2 separate regions of the Homo sapiens genome follow, and region 2 is linked to region 1. A link is an interaction called in ENCODE POLR2A ChIA-PET data of the cell type or tissue named here. Cell type or tissue: Caco-2. All regions are shown on one strand. Each heading gives the region's core, and the rest is flanking DNA. Links, peaks and the distances in the headings are about the cores only. Region 1 holds the start of CCNB1 (cyclin B1). Region 2 overlaps MARVELD2 (MARVEL domain containing 2).

Region 1 (8,739 bases), core at 1-8,000:
ATTAATTTTTATCAGCAACATGTGAAGTTAGTCCAAATAAATGACAATTCAGTCTTTAGTCTTTATTTCATAATATAAACTGCTTCTCACTACTCAACACAAATTCTATCCTGACTACTAAGGATTAACTAACTTCATCGCCATTAACCATTTCCTTCAAGCTCCCTTTATCCCATTGTTCAAACATTTATTGAGCACCTTCTTGAAGTCAAACTCTACAAGGCATTGACTTCATGGCATCCTCAAAGGACTCTGAATTTAGTAGACAAAGTAAAGAAATAAGGTCGGGCATGGTGGCTCACGCTTGTAATCCCAGCACTTTGGAAGGCCGAGGCAGGCAGATCACGAGGTCAGGAGTTCGAGACCAGCCTGGCCAACATCGTGAAACTCCATCTCTACTAAAAATAAAAAAATAAAAAAATAATAAAAAAATTAGCTGGGTGTGGTGGCTGGCACCTGTAATCCCAGCTACTCAGGAGGCTGAGGCAAGAGAATTGCTTGAACCCAGGAGGTAGAGGTTGCAGTGAGCCAAGATCGTGCCATTGTGCTCCAGCCTGGGTGACAGAGCAAGACTCTGTCTTGGGAAAAAAAAAATAAACAAAAATAAGACTAAGGCTGGGCATGGTGGCTCACACCTGTAATCCCAGCACTTTGGGAGGCTGAGGCGGGTGGATCACGAGATCAAGAGTTCGAGACCAGCCTGGCCAACATAGTGAAACCCCGTCTCTACTAAAAATACAAAAATTAGCCAAGCATGGTGGCATGTGCCTGTAGCCCCAGCTACTTGGGAGGCTGAAGCAGGAGAATCACTGAACTCGGGAGGCAGAGGTTGTGGTGAGCCAAGATGGCACCACTGCACTCCAGTCTGGGCAACAGAGTGAGACTCTGTCTCAAAGGGAAAAAAAAGACTGATTCTAGGAACAGGGGGTGGAGATGGGGGAAGTTTGGGAAAGCTTCAGGAGTTGATGCTTGAGCTGTTTTCAAGGATGAAAAGGTTATTAGCTAAATGAAAGACAGGGTGGGGAAGGCATTCTTACTAAGTGGGAAAGCAAAGGTAAGAATCAGTATGGGCCTTCCAAGAAAGCCTCACGTAGTTTGATATGCCCAAAGACTGTGCTGGCTACATATTTCATGTGCTATGCCCAGAAATTCAACACTAAAGCAATAGCTTTCAATCTCTTATCCTTAGATATAAGAAGCTGAACTGGCTGGGCGCCGTGGCTAACGCCTGTAATCCCAGCACTTTCGGAGGCCGAGGCGGGCGGATCATGAGGTCAGGAGTACACTAACATGGTGAAACCCCATCTATACTAAAAATATGAAAATTAGCTGGGCGTGGTGGCGTGCGTCTGTAATCCCAGCTACTAGGGAGGCTGAGGCAGGAAAATTGCTTGAACCTGGGAGGCAGAGGTTGCAGTGAGCCAAGATCACGCCACTGCACTCCAGCCTGGGCAACAGAGCCAGACTCTGTCTCAACAAGTTTTTTTCAGATAATTTTCCCAACTGGTTTTAACTAAGTTTAAAAAAACAGAGCTTCAGAATACAGTTCATTGCAATTTCATCAAAGCAGCCTCCTCTACATGACCTACCTTTCCTTCACAGGTAGGTCTATCATAGAATACATTTACATACCTTATATTTAATAAAAAGTTATTATTTTTGAGGCTAAGTGTTAATTCATCTTCTTAACCACTCCCTGAAAAGTTGCCTTCTTCCTGTTTTACTCCTTTGCATATTCCAATGTTACAGGCTTATTATTTAGTAGCCATATGCAGCAGTAAAAAAATTCAAGAGAACATTCTATGTTTACGCCAATAAATTCTGCAGAGATGGCTTGTAGTTGGATAACAAAGCCTTTGGCTCAGACAGCTACTACTTAATATCATTAACGAAGGAATATAAGACAGTTGACAATTAAAAGCATAGATTCTGAAGCCAGACAGCCTGAGCTTGAATCCCATATGGGCCACTTACCTGTGTGACCCTGACATAACCTCTCTAAAGCCATGATTTAAATAGTAGAGGTGACAATACCTCAGAGAGTACGTGTAAAGATTATGTGAGTTAATGCATGTAAAATGTTAGGCAGAGCTTGCCTCATGCTAAGCACTCAATAAATGGTATTAATATTACTATTCATTTGAATGCTCTTGCATGTATCAGTGAAATAAGGGACAAGAAATAATCAACAGACTCTACAATGGTAAGAATAAGTTTACCAAAATAGGCTCAGGCGAAAGTTTTTCTTCTTTAACAGGCTCAGGTTCTGGCTCAGGTTCTGGCTCTGGCACTGGCTCAGACACTGGCACTGGCACCAGCATAGGTACCTTTTCAAGAGGTTTTGGTAGTTTTTTATCAATGACTTTTCCAGTAGCTGAAGGTTTTGCTTCCTGTAGATGAAACAGAGAGAATGAAATGTTTCTGCATCAAAGGCCACAGTTGGAAGGCGGGCTCTTACAGAAGTTAGGTCAGGAAGAGAGTTACCTTCTTCATAGGCATTTTGGCCTGCAGTTGTTCACTGACTTTGTTACCAATGTCCCCAAGAGCTGTTCTTGGCCTCAGTCCGGGCTTGGAGGTTGCAGCAGGGGCCGTAGGAACGCGCTTTGCGCCTGCCATGTTGATCTTCGCCTTATTTTCAGCATTAATTTTCGAGTTCTGAAAGAAGCAAGACCACTTTAAGAGCTGATCCACGAAGGCTCGAGTAAGTCAAGGGTTAATTAAGGTGGGGCACAAGGAGAAGTTCCCAGAAAGAAAGCCGACTAAAAATGGGTTCCGAGGGAAAACATGGGTCCCAGAGTCTACTCTGCGGCCGTGACAAGTCAGTTTCCGCCGACCTCTACATTTACCAATTGAGGGATTCCCTGATTAGTCCTGGCCAGCCCTAAAATACCGAGAATTTACATTTGAAAGGAAACCGAAAAAGCCTCCAATTGCAGACACCTTCTCTCTGGGAAGGGGGTTACAGAGTTGCTGGCGGGCCCACTCAGGGACCCTCTATCACTTTTTCAAAAGGTTCCCAGTCGACTCTCCACCTCCCCAAAACATTTATCCAATATCCGTCCAGTTCTCTTTCTCACCTTCCTCCCTCCATCCATCGTCCCCCACACTCTCTCACCAGGCCTGGGCCCACCTCGGCGCTCTCTTGGTGAGTCCCCTCCCACCTTCCTCCCCAAATCGCTCCTGCGGCCCTCTCCCGCTCGGGAGGCTCCCGCAGGCGAGGCAGGGAGAGCAGGCAGCAGCTAAGAAGGCCGCGTTAGTTCGCAGTCCGAAGCGGCTCACCCTGGTGACTCGGAGCGCCATGGCTTCCTCTTCACCAGGCAGCAGCTCAGCGGGGAGAAGCAGAACACCGGAGGCCCGACCAGCCAAGGACCTACACCCAGCAGAAACCAACAGCCGTTCCGCCGCAGCACGCCGAGAAGAGCCAGCCTAGCCTCAGATTTAAACCCCGCACTGCTCCCTCCTTATTGGCCTGTTCGTGGCACTCACTCCCTTCCCATTGGCGGCTGCCGGTCGCAGAGAATGCGTTTCCAGGGCGATCGCGCGAAGGCGTTCGAGAGGGGCGGGGCCACAGTGAGGCTAGGCCGGAAGGCCTGGCCAGGCTCTCACGTGGTCTGCCTCTGCGCCTGCGCTCTCGGGCAGCTGCAGCGGCCACCTGGAGAGCAGTGAAGCCAGTGCGCCGCCCACCTGGAAAGGTTAGCCGGGCAAGAGTGTGCGTTGCCAATGCCAGCTCAGGAAAGGCCTAGTGGCCTTTGGAAGGTGACAGAGGCGCGGCCACAGTCTCAGAAGTGTCAAAAGTAGTTTTGGATCTAGTGTTGCACACTTTCCATTTCTACGGTAGCAGCAATAATATAGTTCATGAAAGGCTTTAATAGACATTCTTTCATTTGATCGTTGCAACAACTCTCTGGGTTGGAGGAACTGAAGCTCAGCGACTTAGATGACTTTGCCAGGGTCACACATTAGCAACGGGGGAACTGAATTTAGGGTTTTTTTTTTTGAGGGGGAGGGAGGGGGTGTATCCGTGTTGTTTTCACAACACTGATTGTCCCTTAACAATATTACTTGATTACTTCAAGATTGTCCAGTTTCCCAAGGCCAATTGTTTTGTTTGTTTTAGCTTTCTATTTGGAAATAATTTCATACTTAGACCAGTTGCCAACAAAAATCTTGTAAGGAATATTTCTATGCCCTTTACTCAGATTCAACTATCCTTAACATGTATTTGCCTCTCATGGGAAAATCAGGAAAAACTAAACAAAAAGACATTTTACCCCATTTGCTTTGTCATTTGCTCAGATTCTCTCTAGATCCAAAGAAAAACAAGAGGGTTCTTTTTGCCTTCTACTCCTCAAAACACACCAGCAGCTCAGCAATTGGAGGGGAGGCTGAAGGACAAAAACATTGCTATCCCATAGAGCAACGGTATAAGAGCCAATAGAGACTCCTGGCGCTGGAAGTCACGGATCCGAAAGAAGGCGCCCAATCATTTGGTTTCTTTGGATCGTTATTGAGTCTTCTGTCATCATAGTTCACCCTCCTACTCGAATGCCTCCCGTGGGGCCCTTACCCTTGCTCTCCTCTGCCTGGAATGCCCGCCTCTTCTTGCATTCAAGCCCCTGGGTTCTATTCAGGTAACTCCCATTCATCCTTCAGTTCTGTGTTCAACATCCATTCTCACTCAGTCTTTCTGGGTTTGATCAATCCTTCCTCGCCCCATGCAGGGGCGAGAGGCAAGGGGCGAAGCAGGATTACTTATCCTCTGTGTTCCAGTTTAAAAATTTTTTTTTTTACTTTTTTTTGAGACGGAGTCTCGATCTGTCGCCCAGGCTGGAGTGCAGTGGTGCGATCTCGACTCACTGCAACCTCCACCTCCAGGGTTCACTCCATTCTCCTGCCTCAGCCTCCCGAGTAGCTGGGACGGCAGGCGCCCGCCACAACGGCCGGCTAATTTTTTGTATTTTTGGTAGAGACGGGGTTTCACCATGTTAGCCAGGATGGTCTCGATCTCCTGACTTGGTGATCCGCCCGCCTCGGCCTCCCAAAGTGCTGCGATTACAGGCGTGAGCCACCACGCCCGGCCAAATTTTTCCTTTTATATGCTTTATTTTTTAGAGCAGTTTTAGGTTCGCAGCAAAACTTAGCAGAAAGTATAGAGCATTTCACCTGCCTTCCCCACTATTGACACCCCACATTAAAGTTGTACTTTAATTATAATCTGTTAACCTACATTGACACCACAGTATTACCCAAAGTCCATAGTTTACATTAAGGTTCACTCTAGGTGTTGTGTCTTCTACGGGTTTTGACAAATATATAATGACGTATAATGTCCACCCGCCTCAACCTCCCAAAGTGCTGGTATTGAAGGCGTGAGCCACTGCACCTGGCGGTCAGAATGGTTTCTTTTACTCAAATATGCATTTAAGGTTCTTCCATGTTTTTTTCATGGGTTGGGATCTCATTTTATTTTAGCCCTGAATAATATTGCATTGTCTGGATGTACTAGTTTATTTATTCAGTCACCTACTAAGTGACATCTTGATTGCGTCCAAGTTTTGGTATGAATATAACTGCTACTAACATCTGTGTGCAGATTTTTGAGTGGACGTAAGTTGTTTTTGTTTTTCGTTTGTTTGTTTGTTTTTTGAGACGGAGTCTTGCTTTGTTGCCCAGGCTGGAGTGCGGTGGCGCCATCTAGGCTCACTGCAAGCTCCGCCTCCCGGGTTCACGCCATTCTCCTGCCTCAGCCTCCCAAGTAGCTGGGACTATAGGCGCCCGCCACCAGGCCTGGCTAATTTTTTGTATTTTTAGTACAGACGAGGTTTCACCATGTTAGCCAGGATGGTCTCGATCTCCTGACCTCGTGATCCACCCTCCTCGGCCTCCCAAAGTGCTGGGATTACAGGCGTGAGCCACTGTGCCCGGCTGAGTGGACATAAGTTTTAAACTCATTTGGGTGAATACCAAGGAGCAAGACTGTTGGATCATATAGTATGTTTACTTTTGTAAGAAACCGCCAAACTGTCTTCCAAAGCTGCTCTACCATTTTGCATTCCCATCAGCAATCCTCACAAGCATTTGGTGTTGTCAGTTTTTAAAAAAATTGTAGCCATCCTATTAGGTGTGTAGTGGTAACTCATTGTTTTTTGATTTGCAGTTCTCTAATGACATATGATATTGAGTATCTTTTTCTGTGATTATAATCTGTATAACTTCTCTGTTGAGGTATCTGTTCAGGTATTTTGCCTAGTTTTTGTTTTGTTTTGTTTTTTGAGATAGGGTCTTACTATGTTACCCAGGCTGGAGTGCACTGGTGTGATCATAGCTCACTGTAACCTCAAACTCCTGAGCTCGGGCAATTCTGCCTCAGCTTCCCAAGTAGCTAGGACTGTAGGTGTGAGCCACTGTGCCCAGCTAATTTTTTTATTTTTTATTTTTTGTAGAGATGGGATCTCACTATGTTTCCAAGGCTCATCTTAAACTCTTGGCCTCACAAAGCACTGGGAATATATATATATATATATATATATATATATTTTTTTTTTTTTTTTTTTTTTTTTTGAGATGGAGTCTTGCTCTGTCGCCCAGGCTAGAGTGCAGTGGCTCGATCTCGGCTCACTGCAACCTCTGCCTCCCGAGTTCAAGTGATTCTCCTGCCTCAGCCTCCCGAGTAGCTGGCACTACAGGCGCCCACCACCACACCAGCTAATTTTTGTATTTTTAGTAGAGACCGGGTTTCATAATATTGGCCAGGCTGGTCTCAAACTCCTGACCTTGTGATTTGCCCGCCTTGGCCTCCCAAAGTGCTGGGATTACAGGCATGAGCCACCACGCCCGGCCGCACTGGGAATATTATAGGCATGAGCCACTTTGCCCAGCCTTTGCCCAGTTTTATTTTTGTTTTGAGACAGTGTCTCTATTACCCAGCTAGGGTGCAGGGGCGCAAACATGGCTTACTGCAGCCTTAATCTCTGGGTTCACCAGAGCCACCGCACCTGGCCTCAGACTAATATTCTTCTTTTTATTTTTTTTAATTATTTCTTTTTTTCTTCTTTTGTTGTTTTTATTTGTTTTTTGGACTAATATTCTTAATAGTACATTTTGTCATGTTTATTTTTAATTTTTATGCATACATAATAGTTGTACATATTTATGGGGTACATGTTATATTTTGATACAAGCATGCAATGTGTAATGATCAAATCAGAGTAATTGGGATATTTATCTCCTCAAACATTTATCATTTATTTGTGTTGGAAACGTTCCAACTCCACTCCTTTAGTTATTTGGAAATATACAGACTGGGTATGGTGGCTCATGCCTATAATCCCAGCACTTTGGGAGGCCAAAGCAGGAGTATCATTTGAGCCCAGGGGTCCGAGATCAGCCCGGGCAACCTGGCAAACCCCATCTCTACAAAAAATACAAAAATTAGCTGGGATTGGTGGTGTATACCTCTAGTCCTAGTTACTCAGGAGGCTGAGGTGGGAGGATCGCTTGAGTCTGAGAGGTTGAGGCTGAGTGAGCTGTGATTGCACTACTGCACTCCAACCGGGGTGACAGAGCAAGACCTTGTCTCAAAAAAAAATTAAAAAAGGCCGAGCATGGTGGCTCATGCCTGTAAGGAGCTCAAGGATTGCTTGAGCTCAGGGATTGCTTGAGCTTAGGAGTTCGAGACCAGCCTGGCCAACATGGCGAAACCCCATCTCTACAAAATATACAAAAATTAGCCAGGCATGGTGGCACAAGCCTGTAATTCCTGCTACTCAGGAGTCTAAGGCAGGAGAATCACTTGAACCTGGGAGGCGGAGGTTGCAGTGATTTGAGATCGCGTCACTGCATTCCAGCCTGGGCGACAGAGCGGACTGTTTCTCAAAAAAAAAAAAAAAAAGGAAATATATAAATATATACAATAAATTATTGTTAACTATAGTCACCCTAGGCCAGATCTAGGCTACGGAACACTAGATCTTATTCCTTCTATCTAATAGTACTTTTGTACCCATTCACTGTGATCTTTTTTTAAAATTTTAAAATTTTTGTATTATACTTTAAGTTCTAGGGTACATGTGCATAATGTGTAGGTTTGTTACATAGGTATGCATGTGCCATGTTGGTTTGCTGCACCCATCAACTCGTCATTTACATTAGGTGTTTCTCCTAATGCTATCCCTCCTTCAGCCCTCCAACCCCACTGACAGGCCCTGGTGTGTGATGTTCCCCACCCTGCGTCCAAGTGTTCTCATGGTTCAATTCCCACCTATGAGTGAGACCGTGTGGTGTTTGGTTTTCCGTCCATGTGATAATTTGCTGAGAATGATAGTTTACAGCTTCATCCATGTCCCTGCAAAGGACATGAACTCATCCTTTTTATGGCTGCATAATATTCCATAGTGTATATGTGCCACTTTTTTTTTTTTTTTTTTAGATGGAGTTTCACTATTGCTGCCCAGACTGGAGTGCAATGGCAAGTGATTCTCCTGCCTCAGCTTCCCAAGTAGCTGGGATTACAGCCATGTGCTACCACCCCTGGCTAGCTTTGTATTTTTTTTTTTAGTAGAGATAGGGTTTCTCCATGTTGGTCAGGCCGGTCTCGAACTCCAGAGCTTATGTGATCCACCCACCTCGGCCTCCCAAAGTGCTGGGTTTACAGGCGTGAGCCACCATGCCCGGTGCCACATTTTCTTAATCCAGGCTATCACTGATGGACATTTGGCTTGGTTCCAAGTCTTTCCTATT
Region 2 (8,762 bases), core at 240-8,239, 280 kb before region 1:
AGGCATGAATGCAATTATGTTGAATAAAAGCATTTAAACAGGTATAAATCAGGCCCATTCACTTGCAGACTTTTTGTTTTAGAACCACTCATAGGGGAAAAGGGGACGAAATGGTTATATCTACCATCTTAGATGTGGGGTTTGGCTTCAAGTCATACACACACACACACACACACACACACACACACACACACAGGCTTGGGTTTCAAATATGGCTCATGAAGCCAATAGTTGTAAGATTTTTGTTTCTCCAGAACTTTGTAAATGTTTTCCAAAGATCACTAGAACACTACAGGCAGTTCCCAATTTATGAAAGCATTGTATTCTTAAATTTACATTTTTTTGGCCAGGCGCGGTGGCTCACGCCTGTAATCCCAGCACTTTGGGAGGCTGAGGTGAGTGGATGACCTGAGGTCAGGAGTTCGACAACAGCCTGGCCAACATGGTGAAACCTCATCTCTACTAAAAATACAAAAATTATCCAGGTGTGGTGGCTCACACCTGTAATCTCAGCTACTCAGGAGGCTGAGGCAGGAGAATCACTTGAACGCAGGAGGCAGAGGTTGCAGTGGGCCGAGATCACACTACTGCACTCCAGCCCAGGCGAGGGAGTGAGACAGTGTCTCAAAACAACAACAACAACAACAACAACATTACTTAAAAAAAAACTGTGAACATACTTTTGTTCAAACATGTATACAGTATAATTGTTAGAAATTGAGGGCCAAGCACGGTGGCTCACGCCTGTAATCCCAGCACTTGGGAGGCCAAGGCGGGCAGATCTGGAGGTCAGGACTTCGAGACCAGCCTGGCCAACATAGTGAAACCCCGTCTCTACTAAAAATACAAAAAATTAGCCGGGCATGGTGGCAGGCGCCTGTAATCCCAGCTACTCGGGAGGCTGAGGCAGGAGAATCGCTTGAACCTGGGAGGCAGAGGTTGTAGTGAACTGAGATCGTACCATTGCACTCCAGCCCTGGCAACAGTGCAAAACTCCGTCTCAAAAAAAAAAAAAAAATTTGAGATATACCAGCCTGGGCAACATGGAAACCCCATCTCTTAAAAAAAAAAATTAGCTGGGCGTGGTAGCTTGCTCCTGTGGTCCCAGCTGCCCAGCTGCTCCGGAGTCTGAGGCTGGAGGGCTGCTTGAGCCTGGAAAGCAGAGGTTGCAGTGAGTTGAGATCACATCACTGCACTCCAGCTTGGGAGACAGAGCAAGACCCTGTCCAGGCGCAGTGGTTCACACTTGTAATCCCAGCACTTTGGGAGGCCGAGGTGGGTGGATCACTTGAGGCTAGGAATTCGAGATCAGCCTGACCAACATGGTGAAACCCCGTCACTACTAAAAATACAAAAATTAGCTGGGCGTGGTGGCTCACACCTGTGATCCCACCTACTCGGGAGGCTGAGGCAGGAGAGTCACTTGAACTCTGGAGGTGGAGGTTGCAGTGAGGCGAGATTGCGCCACTGCACTCCAGCCTGGGCAACAGAGAGAGACTCCGTCTTAAAAAAGAAAAAAAATTGAGGTAAAATACATGTATAATATATGTACAGTAAAAGGCACCAATTTTAAATGCTTAGCTTGATGGATTTTTAAATATGTATATATCCTGGTAAGCAACGAACCAGATGAAGGTATAGTACCCAGAAAGCTCCCTCATGCTCCTTCCCAGCCAATAAACCTCTCTCACAGGTAACCCCTATTCTGAATTCTATCATCAGAGGTTGGAGTTTCAAAATAACTTTCTTTTTTTTTTTTTTTTTCCGAGACTGAGTCTTGCTCTGTTGCCCAGGTTGAAGTGTGGTGGCGCGATCTCGGCTCACTACAAGCTCCGCCTCCCGGGTTCACGCCATTCTCCTGCCTCAGCCTCCCGAGTAGCTGGGACTACAAGTGCCCGCAACCAAGCCCAGCTAAATTTTTTGTATTTTTAGTGGAGACGCGGTTTCACCATGTTAGCCAGAACAGTCTCGATCTCCTGACCTCTTGATCCGCCTGCCTCAGCCTCCCAAAGTACTGGGATTACAGGCGTGAGTCACCGCACCTGGCCTCTCTTCTTTCTTTCCTTCCTTCCTTCCTTTCTCTCTCTCTCTCTTCCCTTCCTTCCTTCTTTTCTTCTTTTTCTTTCTTCTTTCTTTTCTTCTTTCTCTTTCTTTTCTCTTTCCCTCCCTCCCTCCCTTCCTCTCTCTTTCTCTCCTTCCTTCTTTCTCTTTCTTCTTTCTCTTTCCCCCTCCCCTCCCCTCCCCTCCCCTCCCCTCCCTTCCCTTCCCTTCCTTCTGCAGAGTCTTACTCTGTCACCCAGGCTGCAGTGCAGTGGCATGGTCTCAGCTAACTGCAACCTCCACCTCCTGGGGTCAAGCAATTCTCATGCCTCAACCTCTCGAGTAGCTGAGATTACAGGCGTGCACCACCACACCAGGCTAATTTTTGTACTTTTTTTTTTTTTTTTCTGAGACAGAGTCTTGCTCTGTCGCCCAGGCTGGGGTGCAGTGGCACGATCTCAGCTCACTGCAACCTCCACCTCTGAGGTTCAAGCGGTTCTCGTGCCTCAGCCTCCCGGGACTACCTCCAGGGACTACAGTGTGCGACAACACGCCCAGCTAATTTTTGTATTTTCAGCAGAGAAGGGTTTTTGCCATGTTGGCCAGGCTGTTCTCAAACTCCTGGCTTCAAGTGATCCACCCACATCAGCCTCCTAAAGGGCTGGGGTTACTGGCATGAGCCACCACCCCTGACCTAATCAATTTTCTATAATAAATATATTACCTATATACTTTTTAAAAAAGCTTTTTATAACTTTTATTATTCAAAAGAAGTCATTTTGATAGTCTATAGCCACCTTATTATTTAACACAATGAAAAGTATATTTTGAGTATCTAGCCACCAGTTATTGAGCAAGTATCTTCGTGGTGTTTTACATTATTTAATTTTCACAACAATTTCGTCAGGTGGTATTATCGCCACATCACAGTTAAGGAGGCTGATGGTTGGAGATGTTAATTTGTCAAGGCCACATAGTAAGAAATGGAGTCTTGGTTGTGATGAGCTCAGAAGTTCACCTTCTTCGCCTTCTGCGGGGCTAAACCATCCCTCCTGCCTTCTGCCTATCCCCAGTTTGTCTATTATAGGACAAGTAGTCTATTACATGCTCGAGCAGGTCTGTCATACTCTCCTTTAAAAACCCATTGAAAGCAGCCGGGCATGGTGGCTCATGCCTGTAATCCCAGCACTTTGGGAGGCCAAGGCAGGTAGATCACTTGAGGTCAGGGGTTCAAGACCAGCCTGGCCAGCATGGTGAAACCCTGTCTCTACTAAAAATACAAAAATTAGCTGGGCATGGTGGTGTGCGCCTGTAATCCCAGCTACTCAGGAGGCGGAGGCAGGAGAATTGCTTGAACCCAGGAGGTGGTGGTTGTGGTGAGCGGAGGTAGCACCACTACACTCCAGCCTGGGCAACAGAGCAAGACTCCATATCAAAACAACAACAACAATCCCAAAAAAGAAACCCATTGAAAGCATTAAAGTAGACAATTTTAAAGTGATTTTACAGCCAGGTGTGGTGGCTCATGCCTGTAATCCCAGCACTTTGGGAGGCCAAGGTGGGCAGATCACTTGAGGTCAGGAGTTCAAGATCAGCCTGGCCAACACAGCAAAATCACATCTCTATTAAAAATACATAAATTAGCTGGGCGTGGTGGTATGCGTCTGTAGTCCTCATTGCTCAGGAGGCTGAGGTGGGAGGGTCACTTGAACCCAGGAGGGGGAGGTTGCAGTGAGCCAAGATCATGCCACTGCACTCCAGCCTGGGCGACAGAGCAATACTTCATCTCAAAAATAAAATGTCTAAAGCCATTTTTGTAAAAATAAATAAATAAATAAATAAATAAAGGTGATTATACACACCACAAAGGTCTGGGAGGGTATACTGCAAACAGTATATACTGCCAGGGAATAGAATTGGTACTGGTAGGACTTTTGTTTTCTAAGCTTTTATACTCATTATTTTTAAAAATTATAATAGTTAAAAAAAGATGGTCAGAAAAAATTGTAGACTTTTCCTGTGTTGTATCTTTCAAATGTCGGTGCATCTCAATATCAGAAACAATTTCTAGAAATATGTACTTCATTACCACCCCCAAAGTCTCTACCTGTTTCACTGATTTCAGTATCTTTAATGCTAACATATCTGGGACAATAAAAGCATTTGACATATAACTGGCATATACTTTTTTCAAGTTTTAGATATACTGACATATCCTCATATTAATTTTCAAATTAGAATACATGTTGAAATAATATGGAAGGGCTGGGTGCAGTGGTTCACACCTGTAATCCCAGCACTTTGGAAGGCTGAGGCAGGGGAATTGCTTTGGGAGGCCGAGGCGGGCAGATCACTTGAGGTCAGGAGTTCGAGAACAGCCTGGCCAACATAAGATGAAACCCTGTCTCTACTAAAAATATAGAATTTAGCTGGGTGTGGTGGTGAGTGCCTGTAATCCCAGCTACTTGGGAGGCTGAGGCAGGAGACTAGCTTGAACCCAGGAGGCAGAGGTTGCAGTGAGCCAATCACACTACTGCACTCCAGCCTGGGCGACAGAGTGAGTCTCCATCACAAAAAATAAAAGAAAAAATAATATGGAAGAAAGAAAATGTACAGGGAAGTACTTTTCCTTCTGAATCTTGTAACTTGCCAAATGTAGCTATTACAGGCTAAACTGTGGCCTCTCAAAAAGATAACACTGAAGTTCCTAACCTCCAGTACCTCAGAACGTGACTTTACTTGGAAATAGCGTCCTAGCAAATGTAATGAGTTCACAGGAGGTCATGCTGGAGAAGGTGGGCCTCTCATCCAATATGACTGGTATGGCCAGACAGGGAGAAGGCCATGCGAGAATGGAGGATTGGAGAGATGCATCTACAAGCCAAGGAACATCAAACATGGCCAGCAAACCACCAGAAACTAGAAGAGGACTCCCCTACAGGTTTTTGAGGGAGCATGTCCCAGCTGACACCCTGCTTCCAGACTTCTAGGCTGCAGGTCTGTGAGACAACACACTTCAGTTGTTTTGAGCCACTCAGTTTGTAGTACATTGTCATGGCAGTCCTAGGAAACTAATATAGTGGCCTGGACTTTGAATTATTGCGAATAATGGGGGAAGGAGAAACAGTGAGTCACCTGAGCATCGTGACCTACGGGTTTTCAATGACTTTCCAGTTTATTTTCTGACAAGTGAAAATATTTTCAAGAACATGCACAGTGAACACAGGAATGCTAGGAAGGCAAACATAAAAGGGCACACACACACACGGCAGGTGACTGAAACTTTAATGCACCTAGGGATTGACCACAACATTTACAAATCAGTGTTACTGCATTGGTTTTTCAAAGATTAGCTACATTTATAAACTTTATTTTAAAAGTTTCACAAAGTTAAATTTCCTTAACACTTCAACAGGAATCTAACTCTTTACAGTCTATCAAAATGGTAATATTTTACCTTTTTTTTTTTTTAAAGCACTGGTGCTCTTCTTAAGTGAAATGTTAACACAGGGCTCAATACATAAAAGAGAAAGTGAAGTTGTTCCATTTGGGGGGTCCCATAAGGGGCCTCATGTTTCCCTAGGTGTTACCCCTTCAGACACAGCACAGCCTACAAAGCCATGGAATTAAAATATTAACAATGAATGCATAAAGATTTCACTGACAAATAAAAACCAGGGAGTGCATTCAGTGACCACAACTTTCTAAGCTTCTGCTTTTCCACATGCTTTTCTTTGGTTTTATCACTTTAGAAAACTCTTTGAACATTAATTGTCTGAATGGCAGCTATATTAGTCAGAAGCTGTAATGCTACACCTGGGAATTTATCTACATGATAGATGCTGCTGAATAAAATCCAACAAGAACGATTTTGTTTAAAAAAAAACTTTGTTAAGGCAGTCTATTGTTCATACTAACAGAAATAAAACATTTATGAATAAAGTCCAAAGCCAAGATAATTCTTAGAAAGATGAAGCATCCCTGCTGGGCACAGTGGCTCACACCTGAATCCCAGCACTTCAGAAGGCCGAGGCTGGTAGATCATCTGAGGTCAGGAGCTTGAGACCAACCTGGCCAACATAGTGAAATCCTGTCTCTACTAAAAATACAAAAAATTAGCTGGGCATGGTGGTGGGTGCCTGTAATCCCAGCTACTTGGGAGGCAGAGGCAGGAGAATCGCTTGAACCCAGGAGGCAGAGGCTGCAGTGAGCCAAGATCATACCACTGTACTCCAGCCTGGGCAACAAGAGCGAAACTCCATCTCAAAAAAAAAAAAAAAGGGAGTTTCCAAGGAAATGCTACATTGTGGGACTGTAGCATGTATGTCCAAAGGGAATAGAAAAGCAATACCAGCTGGGCGCGGTGACTCACGCCTGTAATCCCAACACTTTGGGAGGCTGAGGCGGGTGGATCATGAGGTCAGGAGATCGAGATCATCCTGGCTAACACGGTGAAACCCCATCTCTACTAAAAATACAAAAAAATTAGCTGGGCGTGGTGGCAGGTGCCTGTAGTCCCAGCTACTCGGGAGGCTGAGGCAGGAAAATGACGTGAACTTGGGAGGCGGAGCTTGCAGTGAGCCGAGATCGCACCACTGCACTCCAGTCTGGGCAACAGAGTAAGACTCTGTCTCACAAAAAAAAAAAAAAAAAAGCAATACCATTCATACAATTCAATGTGTCCAGGGCAGGCTGGACTATGGGGAGATGGAGAGATGTACAGTCACACTGATGAAAGACAGGGAGGCCATGTGGAACCCCAGGGGCCACAGAGCCACAGTGAAGCACCAGGCTAAGGCCATGAGTTAACACCACAAACCAGAAAGGCACCAGACACTTGGGCTTTTGGTTAAGTAGGTTGGGCTTGCTCATTAAGGACCTTTTCTTGAGACTCATTCTTTATAATTTATTCATTTCACAAACACTTCAGTAGACTTCACAAACACTAATATAGTTCCTACCATATTAGTAACTCCTTTAATCCTAACAACTCTATGAGGAAGGAACTATTATTAGCCCCATTTTACAGAAGAGGAAACAGGCACAGAGAGATTAAGCAATTTGCCCAAGATCAGGATGTCTGAAAATGTTGATCTGGGATTCAAACACCTTTCAAGGGAATAAATGACACCTTTGAAAGATGTCACCCTTTTTCCCTTAGAAAAATCCTTTAGAAATCCCCTAGGAATTTCTCTAGGAAGAGAAATTTGTCCCAGAAAAATCCTAGGAACCTGCCTGAGTAAAAAAGGAAAAAGTAGCACCAGAATTGATGGTCCACTTGCCCATCACACTGCCAGGATACGATCTCTAAAATGATGACACATTTAAATGAGATAGATGAATATGAAATTGGTCACAGATGAAAGATGAACACAGGATTTTTTCCATTCTTAGTAAAGGCCCTTAGAACATTTGAATTCGTTTAAAAATGTCTGAGTAAAATCTTTAATGTTGCATACTGGTTAAACCAATTGGAAGCTGATTTGGGAAGCGCTTGCTTCTCTACCACAGAGGCTAGCATTAAAAAGGCAGTAAATAAATAGTAAACTTGCTATTTTTTAAAAAAAGTAGTTTCCCAGCCTGACCAACATGGTGAAACCTCGTCTCTACTAAAAATACAAAAATTAGCGGGGTGTGGCAGCGCACGCCTGTAATCCCAGCTACTGGGGAGGCTAATTGCTTGAACAGGAGAATTGCTTGAACCCGGGAGGTGGAGGTTGCAGTGAGCCGAGATTGTGCCACTGCATTCCAGCCTGGGTAACAGAGCGAGACTTCATCTCAAAAAAATAAAATAAAATAAAAAAATAAAGTGGTTTCAAATAAGCGTTAAGAATAACCTTGTACATCCCAATTCATTACTTTATCATATTCTTGAATTCTTTGCTTTATGTGAGAAAGTTTATTCTTTAGGTAATCACAGCGTTCTTTTTTTTCCAGAAATGTAGGATCCTGTAAAAGAAATATAAGTATTATTTTGGCTCCTGGCTTCCTCAGTGAAAAACACAGAAACATACATTGTCACCCAGGAAATGATCATACATAGCAAAAGTCTCTACAGCAGATTCTGAACTCAGGGTAACAGTTAAGCTCTCTACATATTTTTTAAATGTACTTTTTTTTTTAGAGCAGTTTTAGGTTCACAGCAAAATCAAGCAGAAGTACAAAGTGCTAAGACACCTTTCATTTTAATATCTGATAAAGCCAGGTACAGTGGCATGTGCCTGTAGTCCCAGCAACTCAGGAGGCTGAGGTGGAAGGATTGCTTGAGCCCAGGTATTTGAGGCCAGCTTAGGCAACATGCCAAGACCCCATCTCTTTAAAAAAAAAGAAAAAGTAATAAGTATAGAAAATACTAATAAACGGTCTCTCCAGCCTTTACTGATTTTTTTTTTCTTTTTGAGACAGGGTTTCACTTTGTTGCCCAGGCTAGAGTGCAGTGGCGTACTGTCTCCCAGTGCAACCTCTGCCTCCCAGGCACAAGTGATCCTCCCACTTCAGCCTCCCAAGTAGCTGGGGCTACAGGCGTGTGCCACCACTACCGGCTAATGCTTGTATTTTTTTGTAGAGACAAGGTTTCGCCATGTTGCCCAGGCTGGTCTCAAACTCCTGGGCTCAAGCGTTCCACTCGCCTTGGCTTCCCAAAGTGCTGGGATTACAGGCCTGAGCCAGTGTCCAGCCACCTCTACTGATTTTGAGATTAAGTTAGAGTTGGAAAGATGTAA

Evidence for each region. ChIA-PET counts read pairs that join two places held together with the same protein. Peaks named below come from ENCODE experiments on the same cell type or tissue, not always from the same donor. Only the 100,000 strongest peaks of a DNase experiment are listed, where the experiment ranks them.
Region 2: POLR2A ChIA-PET joins it to region 1 with 11 read pairs; 2 of 35 experiments call an interaction of 5 or more read pairs at or near these places.

The regions. Positions count from the first base shown.
Region 1 is chr5:69,161,824-69,170,562 of GRCh38, reverse strand. CCNB1 (cyclin B1) reads right to left here and starts at 3,413. Exons shown (of 9, transcript NM_031966.4): 1 at 3,280-3,413; 2 at 2,485-2,655; 3 at 2,220-2,390. The coding sequence starts at 3,300. RefSeq lists enhancers at 3,158-3,387, 2,768-3,733. In Caco-2, for the core only: no CTCF peak of the experiment used is centred there; a DNase peak (open chromatin) is centred at 3,622; H3K4me3 peaks cover 1,962 bases.
Region 2 is chr5:69,440,759-69,449,520 of GRCh38, reverse strand. MARVELD2 (MARVEL domain containing 2) reads right to left here. Exons shown (of 7, transcript NM_001038603.3): 7 at 5,191-7,989. The coding sequence ends at 7,867. Among named protein-coding and RNA genes, the nearest start is that of MARVELD2, 30 kb to the right of the region's middle. RefSeq lists a silencer at 7,714-7,911. In Caco-2, for the core only: no CTCF peak of the experiment used is centred there; a DNase peak (open chromatin) is centred at 5,200.